Linked DNA regions of Homo sapiens: all the other regions are linked to region 1. Evidence: chromatin contacts called from ENCODE Hi-C or POLR2A ChIA-PET data. All regions are on one chromosome and are shown on one strand. Each heading gives the region's core, a stretch centred on a gene start or an enhancer-like site at or near the end of the contact. The rest is flanking DNA. Distances are from core to core; before and after follow the strand shown.

The links. A loop is a pair of places that touch in the nucleus more often than their neighbours do. ChIA-PET counts read pairs that join two places held with the same protein, here RNA polymerase II (POLR2A). Pooled maps may share reads with other maps.
Region 2: POLR2A ChIA-PET joins it to region 1 with 17 read pairs in activated naive CD4-positive, alpha-beta T cell. The contact joins the enhancer-like site here to the promoter of SMCR8 in region 1. POLR2A ChIA-PET finds 5 or more read pairs at or near these places in 2 of 52 experiments (AG04450 and activated naive CD4-positive, alpha-beta T cell).
Region 3: a map of CD4-positive, alpha-beta T cell shows a loop between it and region 1 (10-fold over the local background). The contact joins the promoter of SNHG29 here to the promoter of SMCR8 in region 1. A Hi-C loop is called at or near these places in 1 of 168 maps with a recorded cell type or tissue (CD4-positive, alpha-beta T cell) and 5 of 50 pooled maps. POLR2A ChIA-PET finds 5 or more read pairs at or near these places in 1 of 52 experiments (B cell).

What each region holds. Positions count from the first base shown.
Region 1 is chr17:18,313,201-18,316,621 of GRCh38, reverse strand. SMCR8 (SMCR8-C9orf72 complex subunit) reads right to left here and starts at 1,329. Exons shown (of 2, transcript NM_144775.3): 1 at 1-1,329. The coding sequence starts at 832. TOP3A (DNA topoisomerase III alpha) reads left to right here and starts at 1,628. Exons shown (of 19, transcript NM_004618.5): 1 at 1,628-2,023. The coding sequence starts at 1,844. It also overlaps the pseudogene RPL21P121. RefSeq lists enhancers at 1,269-1,318, 1,008-1,531, 1,659-2,008, 2,019-2,108, 2,056-2,579 and a silencer at 1,459-1,508.
Region 2 is chr17:19,325,262-19,328,850 of GRCh38, reverse strand. It overlaps EPN2 (epsin 2), which reads right to left. Exons shown (of 11, transcript NM_014964.5): 8 at 1-140. Among named protein-coding and RNA genes, the nearest start is that of MIR1180, 18 kb to the left of the region's middle. Within about 2 kb of position 1,735, at least 6 of the 41 ENCODE cell types and tissues checked have a DNase peak (open chromatin) inside an H3K27ac peak, as active enhancers do.
Region 3 is chr17:16,437,076-16,440,545 of GRCh38, reverse strand. SNHG29 (small nucleolar RNA host gene 29) reads right to left here and starts at 1,559. Exons shown (of 4, transcript NR_045025.1): 1 at 1,486-1,559; 2 at 293-361. It overlaps SNORD49B (small nucleolar RNA, C/D box 49B), which reads right to left and starts at 1,037; the gene lies at 990-1,037. It overlaps SNORD49A (small nucleolar RNA, C/D box 49A), which reads right to left and starts at 510; the gene lies at 440-510. RefSeq lists enhancers at 354-1,255, 1,561-1,890, 1,951-2,140, 1,256-2,155, 2,156-3,057.

The DNA.
Region 1 (3,421 bases), core at 80-2,579:
CCTGATCCTGGATGTGCTCCATCTCACCAGGACACAAATCATGCCCCTTCAACTTCCGATGAGGGTATGAGCGGATCTGCTTCAGCAGGTCTTGATGTTCAATGATGGACTTCTCCACACTGGCCAGTTCATTGGCTTTCTCAATTGCCTGAGATGAGTAAAAGCCTTTGTCGTTGGCTTTCTTCTGGATCTCCGTTTCTGTGTGTAGCACTGTCCTGGTGTAATCCAAGTCTTTCAGCTTTTTTTCAAGTTCCCCAGCAAATGCCTTCCTGTTGCCAGTCTTCAAGCACTCAGAAGCTCTGGAAAATTCGGCTGAAAGCTCCTGGAACTGCTGCATGATTTTATGCTGGTCTGCAGAGATATAAGCCATGCAAAACGGCCTCACGAAGCCACGGGCCTCCAGGTCGTATAGGGTAAGGTGGTGCACGTATGCAAAGGCGCCCTCCTTAGAATCTCCCAGCACCACCTTGGAGTCCTCCACGAAGTTCAGCTTGGGGTAGGCAGATCCAGGAGGATGGCCCACGAAGGAAGCCTGGTAATCCACAGACATGATACGCAGGGAGAAGTAATTGAGATCAAAAGTGCCAAAAACTTTGGTGTCATTGGGGATGGTCAGTAAGGGTTGGGGTCCCACCTGCTCAGAGAACTCGGAAATAAGAATGAAGTCCCTCGAAAACTTGGCCCCGGACAGTTTTGACCAGGGGTTAGCACCCTGACTGGCGAAGGGGAAGAGCGGCACCGAGTACTCCTCAGGCAGGGCCGGCTCATTGTAAGGCTCTTCTTCATACTCTTCCTCTTTGGTGAAGGCCACTACGTCAGGGGCGCTGATCATATTTCCAGATATATGAAGAAAACATTGAGAGGAAGTGGGAAAGAATGCGGTGTTAATCGACGCGCAGAAGGCAGGCCTCCGGAGAAGGAAGTGAAGCCCTTACGGCCTTCTTTGCGACTCCCCGAACCCGGGGTCCTAGGCTGCTTCTCACACACCCGAGGAGAAGAACTCTAGCAGCCCCCTCACAGTTGTAGCTCCTCCGGAGCTCTCTGAGGCCTCATGAACGCCAAGGCCGCAGGCCCAACTGCCCTTCTCTTCTTCGTCCGGCGAGCGCGGCCAGCACAAGAAACCTGCTGCGAAATCACCTGCACTCTCCGGAACCCACTGCGACAGCAAAAGCCCCCGCTCTGAACAAGGCTTAACGCGAGGCTACGGGACGCCGCAGGGGTCAGCCAAGCGCTGCTGCCCCTCACTGCCCGAGGGCAGAAACCGTCGCGGCTCCTAGGACGCCACAACCCGGATCCTGCTACCGCGGCGCCGCCATCTTGACATCACATGACTCCTGGTGTCCGCGCCGCGTGACCCGGAAGCGTCCTCGTAGACTTCCGAGCAGGAGATTAAAAAGTCATGAGAAAGAGGCCTTGGATGGGAGTGTCTGGCGGCTCCCCGCAAGAAGGAGTCCGATTAACCAACCACTGCCGGGAAGGAGGGGAAAGAGGGGCGGAGTGAGACGGGGGCGGCGGGAAGGTGGCAGAGGGGAACGTGCTTGGACGAGGGGCGCGGGACAGTCTGGGAGTTGTAGTTCCAGGTCGCTGTGGGGCGCGCGCCTGGCGGAAGTAGCTGGAGAAGGCGGGCGGAAGTTCCACGCCAAGATACTGGATTCGGTGCTGAGGCGGCGGCTGCGGCACGGGAAAGGCTCAGTGACTGAAGCTCCAAAGGCCAGCAGGCTGGTGGGGACGTGACCGAAGCGAGGCTCTGGTTCCCTTTCGGTGGGCGCCATTTGAGCCTCATCTCTGGCTTCCCCAGGATGCGCCGGCAGCCGGGGAGCGGCTCCGGGCGCGAGGTCTGAGGATGATCTTTCCTGTCGCCCGCTACGCGCTCCGGTGGCTGCGACGGCCCGAAGACCGTGCCTTTTCCCGCGCCGCCATGGAGATGGCCCTCCGAGGCGTGCGGAAAGTCCTCTGTGTGGCCGAAAAAAACGACGCGGCCAAGGGGATCGCCGACCTGCTGTCAAACGGTCGCATGAGGCGGGTAAGAAAGCGCGTTCCGATCAGCTGCGTGCCTTAAGGGAGGCCCACCGAGCGGGACAGCGTGGTGGGCGCCAAGAATCGAGATGAAGGCGATTATCTCCCATTTCTCAGGCCTCACTGCCCCTCGTCTGGATTATTGCAGTGGCCTCCTGTCTGCTCTCGGACTGGAGTGCATTTTAAAACGTAGTTGATACATCTCACTCATTTGCGTGGAAACCTTTTGTTTTGCTTGCGCTTAGCAGGTTCCCAAACTTGTCTGATTCTCGGAATCGCCTCGGGCGCTGGCTGCCCTTCGGGTCTTGTGTGAGGCTGGGGAAGTGTGTATTTTACTGTTTTTCCCTAGAGATTCAGAAATTCATTTGGGAACTACTGACCAGATTCCCTTAACTTGGCATTCAAGCCCTGCCCGATCGTTCCCCAGCCAACCTAGCCCTCCCCATCCTGTGCCACAGCCACTGCATTCTACAGCCCTTGTGACTTTCCAGCCTCACAGTGCACACTTACAGCAACACGGTAAGGTTTGGGGATTAGATTTGAAGTCAGCCCTGTTCCTACCCGAATGAACTGATTCTGAGAGAGGTAAGTGGTAAGAATGTGTTCTACACACACGGGAGGCACAAACGCAAGGGAGGATAAGAAAAAGTTTCATAAAGGAGGTGCCACGGGAGACATAAAGAGCTGTCCAGGAAAATATCTCAGATAACAAAAGTAGATCCTGAAATGGTTTTCTGGAGAACTTTTCTAAGAGCATGGGTGGAAGTTCCCTGCTCATTTTTCTTTAGTTCCCAGGGTCCTAAGACCTGTTTCCAGATCAAGGATAGTGGGAGTGGAGCCAGGGTTGTGTGAATGCTGGCTGACAGCTTTACCTGTTTCCAGTGCTAGAAGTCCTGGTGACCAGCCCCAAGGTTTGTCTACTTCTAGACAATGAAGTAGACATTGAAAAATGGTTCTCCTACGCCTAACTTCTTATCCTTCAAGGCTCTGCTGAATTCATTCTCTCTCTCTCCCTTTTTTTTTTTTTTTTTTAAGCAATCCAGAGGTCTTGTATTTATCTATTTTTACCCTATCATACCATGAATCCATAGGGAATAGGTTCCAGCGGCTCAGGCTCTTTTCCATTGGTTCTCACAAAGTGTACTTCCCTCAATGGAACAGGCTGGCACTTCAGGTGAACCCTTTCTCTTTGACTTGCTTCTTTTTTGATCATTTTCCTTCACACATTTCAGGAAAGATCTTGGTTCTTAGAGTGCTTAATATGCTCAATAGAAACATTAATTCTTTGGGCAAGAATCTAGCCCTTGTTCGCAGCAGTGCCAACAGCATGCTGGGTAACATAGACTTTTCCAGTTCTGCCATGTAACATTTGTGGGTCATTCCCTTTTGAACAGTATGCATTCTC
Region 2 (3,589 bases), core at 486-2,985, 1.0 Mb before region 1:
CCACGCGTCAGAAGCTCTTTTCCCAGCACTGGAGGCAGGCTGCTGTGAAGCTGCCCAGGGGTCCGAGTTCTTGGGGACAGATTGTACGGTGGCTCCAGTGGGCACCCCCCATGGGTCAATGGAGGCAGCTGGCTTGGTACCTGTTGGAAGGCAGGGTCAGGGCTCAGAAATGCCTTCAGAGGGTCTGGGCAGCTGGGGTGAGAAGGGAAAAGGATACTGCCAGCCACACCAGGGTCTATGCCCTGTGCCAGGTGAGACAGCCATCAAAAGGGTACTGTCCCACGCCAGCAAAGAGGGACACAGCTGGGGCCCAGGGCCAACAACCCTGGTAAGGAAGCATGCTAGGCCAGGATGTCCCAGGATAACCTCTCCCTGTCCTCTAGTAATGACCAGAGGAAGCAGCTGAAAGAGGTTCTCTCCAAGCTCCCCACCATACAGGGGGCTTGCAAAGGGCTCCTGAGCTCAACCCCACTTCGATGGACTATCTGAAACAAACCTATCTCCCCACAGAATCCAGGCTCCCTCCTCAGACAAGGGGCCCCAGGCAGCCCTCCCACCTCGGCCCAGGCTCTGTAGAGGCACAGAGGCATCCTCTCCCCATGTGCTTTGAGTGGTTTCTGCTTTCTGACAGAAGCATATATAAATGGATGAGTCCTGTATAAAAAGGAATAAAACAAACAGCTACATACTTACCACCCAACTTAAGCAATAAAACACTTTCAAACAGGGAGTGACAAAATCAATTTAGTGGGTCACAACTGGCTTTAAAAAACAGAGAAAAAAATTTTTAAAAAAAGAAAAAACACACACAAAAAAACTAAAACATCTGAGTGCATCTAATGTTAAGTGTCAACGCTGTGATGTGCATCTTTATGTATAGACACAGATTTGTGTATACATGAGTACATATAAAATAAAACCAACATCTCCTTCCTTCTCGCGGAGCACTGCAAGTGTTCAGACACCACTGCCGCCTCTCAGGGACCAGAAAGTGCCTCCCCAATGACATTCCTACCCCAACCATTATGAACTGTTTATTAGCCTTTCTCTTGTTTCTCCTTCTAGTTTATCTTGTAGGGATACCTTTAGTTAGTTGTGCCTATTTTCTGAATACACACACACATATATATTATGTATATGTATGTGTGTCTAAATATGTGTGTGTATTCATTTATTTATCAGATAGGGTCTCACTCTGTCACCCAGACTGGAGTGCAGTGGTGCAATCACAGCTCACTACGCCTCCACCTCCCATGCTCAAGCGATCCTCCCACCGCCGCCTCCCAAGTAGCTGGGACTACAGGAATGTCACCACGCCCGGCTAATTTTTTTTCTAATTTTCGTCGAGATGGGGTCTCACCGTGTTGCCCAGTCTGGTCTCAAACTCCTGGGCTCAAGCAATCCTCCTGCCTCAGTCTCCCAAAGTGCTAGGAATACAGGTGTGAGCCACCATGCCAAGTCCCTATTTTCCGAACTTTATATGAATAGAAGCATTCTGTACACATTCCTTTGTGGCTGGCTTTGTTCACTCCACATTTTATTTGAGAGAGTCATCTGTGTTGAGGTGGAGCTGGAATTTGTTTTGTTCCATTCTATGAAAAAAAAGTCATGATTCCTCTGTTGAAGGATACTCGTTTGGTTTTGCTGCTTGTTCTTGTTCACATGTATACACGAGTTGCTGGGTCATGGGTACCTCTGCCTTCACCAAGGAATGCTACAACTATTTCCACATGGTGGCACGAGTTTATGTTCCATCCAGCAGTGGGTGCCAGTCTTGCCGCCCCAGGAGTTGCCTCATAACCTCTCTGATGCTTAGTATTAGCTTACTTTCCCATGTGTGCCAATCTGGTGGGCTGAAAAGTTATTTGATTGTGGTTTTGATGTGCATTTCCCTGTTCTTTAATGAGGCTGTGCATCTTTTCATATACTCATGGGTCACTCATGATTCCTCTCCTATAAGGTGCCAATTTGAGTCTTTTACCGATCGTCCCTTATGGTTACCTTCTTCTTGACTCATCCCAGCAGCATGGACTAGAGTCCATCCACTCCTCGCAGCATGGTATGCAGGGCCTCCTCTGTCGTAAGTCAAGTCTTTGTGGGCTTATTACTGGGCTCTCTACATTTACCTATTTCCGTCCTTGCACTTTTTTTTTTTTTTTTTTTTGAGACGGAGTCTCGCTCTGTCACCCAGGCTGGAGTGCAGTGGCGCAATCATCGCTAACTGCAAGCTCCACCTCCCAGATTCATGCCATTCTCCTGCCTCAGCCTCCCGAGTAGCTGGGACTACAGGCACCCACCACCACACCCAGCTTATTTTTTGTATTTTTTAGGAGAGACGGGGTTTCACCGTGTTAGCCAGGATGGTCTCGATCTCCTGACCTTGTGATCTGCCCGCCTTGGCCTCCCAAAGTGCTGGGATTACAGGCGTGAGCCACCACGCCTGGCCACTTGCACCTTCTTAATTATCCTCACAAACAGTGTTATGAGAATTCTTGATATCTGATACAGCAAATCACAATCTTGTTTTGGCTATTCTTGGCCCTCTGCTCTTCTGTAGTCATCTCAAAATCATCTTGTCAAGTTAAAAAACAAAAGTGAAGAAACAAAAATTAAATATTTTTGGGATTTTGGCCAGAATTGCATTGCATCCAAGATCAATTTGGGGAGAAGCATTATCATTACAATAGTGAGTTTTCCAAACCAAGATCACATGGTATCTCTGCATTTGCTTAAGTTTTAATATCTTTTGGTCAAATTTAATCTTTTTAATTTTTACCCTTTATCTCCCACAGATATTTGTACAACTTTTGTAAGATTTATTCCTAGGAACTAAGCATTATTTCTAGGAACTAGTATCTTTTAAACTTTTCATAGAAATCTATTTATTGTTATGCAGAAAAACTTTTGTATACTCTTTTGTACCCAGCAATCTTGCCAAACTGTTAATTAGAAGTCATTCCAATTATTGATTCTAATAATAATTCAAATAATTCTTAATTCTAATAACTTATCTGTAGAAATTTTTTCATGTTCTATGTACAATCCCATCACCTGCAAATGATGACTATTTAGTGTCTTCTTTCTAGTCCTTTATACTTTGTCTTTTTCTTGTCTTACTGCATTGGCTAGGATCACCAGTTACATCATCAAATAGAAGTGCTGGTAGTTGGTATCCTTGTCTTGCTCTTGATGTTACAGGATCAATTTTTAATATTTTACCATTAAGTTCAATGTTAGCTATAGGCTTTTTTCCTTTTAGAAGCCCTTTATCAGGTTATGGAAGTTTGCCATTATTCCAAGTTTGCTAGAATTTGGAAATAAATGGCTAATGAATTTTATCAAATGGTTTCTGCCTCTAAGATGACCACATGTTTTCTGTTTTAATCTGTTAATATGGTACATTTGTAAATTTTCTAATGAGTTGGTTCTTGCAAACAAAGTACTTCATAATGTACATCTTTGAAAATATTTCCCTGGCTTGGGTTTTGTAATTGTTTCTTTCCTTAGGATTTTTACATCTATATTCATAACCAGACTGGCCTGAAATGTTTGTTCTCACTGCACTGCCCTTGTCTGGTGTTGCCATTAG
Region 3 (3,470 bases), core at 310-2,809, 1.9 Mb after region 1:
ATATCAATTTAAACTTCACAAAGCTAAGATTACTTTTCCTTTTCACATCTGAGGAAAACTACATCTCAGCAGACAGGTAATTTGCCCGAGACTAAACAGCCAAGAGGTAAATAGAGTAGCCCCTCTTTCTAGGTAATCCACCCTGGCTCCACTGCCACCGGAAACTAAAATCAGTATCTCTGGGATAGGCTACACTGTTACAAGGTATTAGGTTAACCAAATCCAATTGCCAATATTCGACCTGACAGCTAGGCGTGGTCAGCCACTAGCCTCCCCATAGAGCAAGGCTTACCTCATGGCAGGCTCCTGGCTCCAATACTCAGCTGCCAAACATGATGCTGATTCTTCACGAATTTGCAACCTAGGTGAATATAGCAATTAGGTCACCGTTCAAACAAGTTTACTCCTGGGAACCAGCAAGTGGTGAAGACTTGACTGCAATCAGACAGGAGTAGTCTTCGTCAGTTATCGCTTCTGACGGCACTTCCTATTAGTGATTTCATCAGAGCAGTCAAGCACCTCACAACCCTCCAGTACTGTTCCAACCGCAGATCTAGACCCTACCTGAAACTTAAGCTAACCCTGCTACTGGAGACATTTCTTAACGAAGGAGTTTGTTTCTGCATTATCAGTTTGCTTTAAATGCAGTTCTAGGTTAGGACTGTGGCTGAAGCAGCCATCTCCAGTTTCTATTTAAGTTCCACCCTATGCAATGACATGATAACGTTACCCTAAAGTGTATAAAACACCTAAACGTAGAAAACTGTCAAAACGCCAATTTCCGTGCATTCAAGTGACAAAACTACGTTCCATGTTAAACCCTACACCAGAGAGCCTCTCACCTCGTGGCTACCCCGTCTTCAGCACTCTGCAGTGGGTACGCAATCTTAAAGAGGGAGTAAGGACAGGAATTCAGGGCAGGGCTCTGGCAGTTACGGTCAACTAAGTTGTAGAGGTTTCAGCGACTGCGGTCAGATAGACATTAGACGTCGTCAGTTATCGCTTCTGACGGCACTTCCTATTACAAGTATCATCAGGACAGTCGAATAAGTCTTCCAGTAATACTGTTACAATCTTACCGACGTACACCGCCCTCGGGGTACCCCAAACTGCAAGCCGACCCCAACTTACCCAGTTCTCTCGGGTTTGCACACCCCCACTGTGGGCCGGGGAACCGGGTCCCGGCCTTCGCAGACTCCAGGCTCTGGCAGATGTGGCCCTACCACAAAAGAGTGATCCATGAGCCTCAGCCACGGCAGCCGGATTCGGCCCCGCGCTGCCCTGCCAGGCTGTCCAATACCGGGCCGCAGCGCCCGCCGCGAAAGCCACGCGGGCGCAGGAGCCGGGGAGCCACGCCATCTCAACAGCTGCCCTCCGCCCTCTAGACAGGCTTCCCGGGAACATCTCCCCAGAGACCACAGAAGCTCGAGCTCTTTATTTGCTCTTGCCCCCCAGCTACTACTCCCAGATTCCTAGAGAGCCTACCTCCATAACAACGGGAATGAAAAGGTCACACCTTATGTGCGCCAGGCCCTTAAGGAGTCGGAATATCCCAATCCTCACAAAAGGAGGGGGACGCTGGCAAAGACTCATGGGAACTTTCCGCCAAGTAACGATTTAGACCGGCGCGCTACCCAGGACTCCCCCTCCTGTTGAGTCTATGGTCTCTTCCACAGCCCCGGGAATTCTGGGTCACAACACGCGCGGGGAGTTCCAGGGCGCCTGCGCGAGGGCTGGATCGCGCGTTTGGGCCCCACCTCCGCCACTCCTTAGCTGGGTGGTCTTGGGCCAATTACTCATTCTCTTTAAGCTTCCGATTGGTCCTCTAGTAAACGGAGACACCAGCGCCCCAGAAGATCACGTGAGATGACACACGTGAAAGCCTGTAGAGCTGTGGCACAAGGCAGCCATTCATCCTAGTAGCTCCTCCTGAATCTATTGAGCGTTGCCAAATACTCTCCCCACAGCTATTTCACCACATCCACGGGGCTTCTCAAACCCCTGCGCACTGGTCACCCTCATTACTCCTTTAGCACGACCTTTAGGGAACGAGCTGACGTCTTATCTAGATCCACGTCCATCCTCTGCTCGCCTCTGGGGTAAAGCTCTGCCCACCTCCTTTCCTCTCCTCATTCCTTGGGGCCTCCTCCACCTATGCCCCTGCCTCACCTTCCATGGAAAACTCTCTCTACTGTGGCTTTCCTTTCAGCCTATGAACATGCTCAGCTCTCTCCTTGAAAAAGAATCCATGCAACCACGTTTTGCACACACACGTTATACCAAGGGAAAGAAATTCATTTTGACTGCAAAAAACTGGGAAGACAATCATAAGACCTTTTGAGCTGGCCTCAGAAATAAGTGTAGGGTTTTTGTTGTTGTTGTTGTTGTTGCTCGTTTTTGTGTTTTTTTGAGACGGAATTTCGCTCCTGTTGCCCAGGCTGGACTGCAATGGCGCGATCTCCGCTCACCGCAACCTCTGCCTCCCGGGTTCAAGCGATTCTTCTGCCTCAGCCTCCCGAGTAGCTGGGATTACAGGCATGCGCCACCACGCCCGGCTAATTTTGTATTTTTAGTAGAGACGGGGTTTCTCCATGTTGGTCAGGCTGGTTTCGAACTCCTGAACTCAGGTGATCCGCCCGCCTGGGCCTCCCAGAGTGCTGGGATTACAGGCGCCCGGCAAGTGTAGGGTTTTATTTTATTATTATACTTTAAGTTCTAGGGTACATGTGCACAACGTGCAGGTTTGTTACATATGTATACATGTGCCATGTTGGTATGCTGCACCCATTAACTCATCATTTACATTAGGTATATCTCCTAATGCTATCCCTCCCCCCACCCCCAAGTGTAGGGTTTTAATGGAGGAGGGGGGCTTCCAGCAAGAGCCAGGTCAAGGGATCAAGCACGAGGTCTCTCGGCCTGCATGAATTTGGGGAGAGTGCTAAGGAGGGAGGGGCAACAGAGGTGGAGGGGAGGAGGTGTCTGGAACTGCTTGGGCAAAACCGTGGGGGTCTCGGGATGTCAGCTAGGGCATTCTGTGGGTACTGGGGAGCCTCTCAGGCCTTCAGAGCACAAAGAGGACATGTTTGTCTTATGTCTTAGGAAGGCCCTCTGGCTGCCCTGCAGAGAATGGCTTGGGAGGGGTGGGAATTGAGCAAGAAGCTCGGTAGGAAGAGAAAGCAAGAGAGGTGGCTTTAATGGGTTTTCCCAGGTACCTGCCCAAAAGCAGGGTGGGTGTGGAAAGCAAAGGGTGTCGTGGTGGAGAGAGAGGAGAGGTGGCTGTTTGCCCATGTCCATCACCATATATCTGCCACAACAATGGGCACAGCACCTCAGCCAGCTGCCTGTACCCAGGAAGAGGACAGTCCCCAGACTTGGGGATGTGGGGGTGAGGGTGGGGACACAGCAACTGAGGGTCTCTGTGCCCAGGCAAGGGCAGGAGCAACCTAGTCCCATACACAGACCTGTGC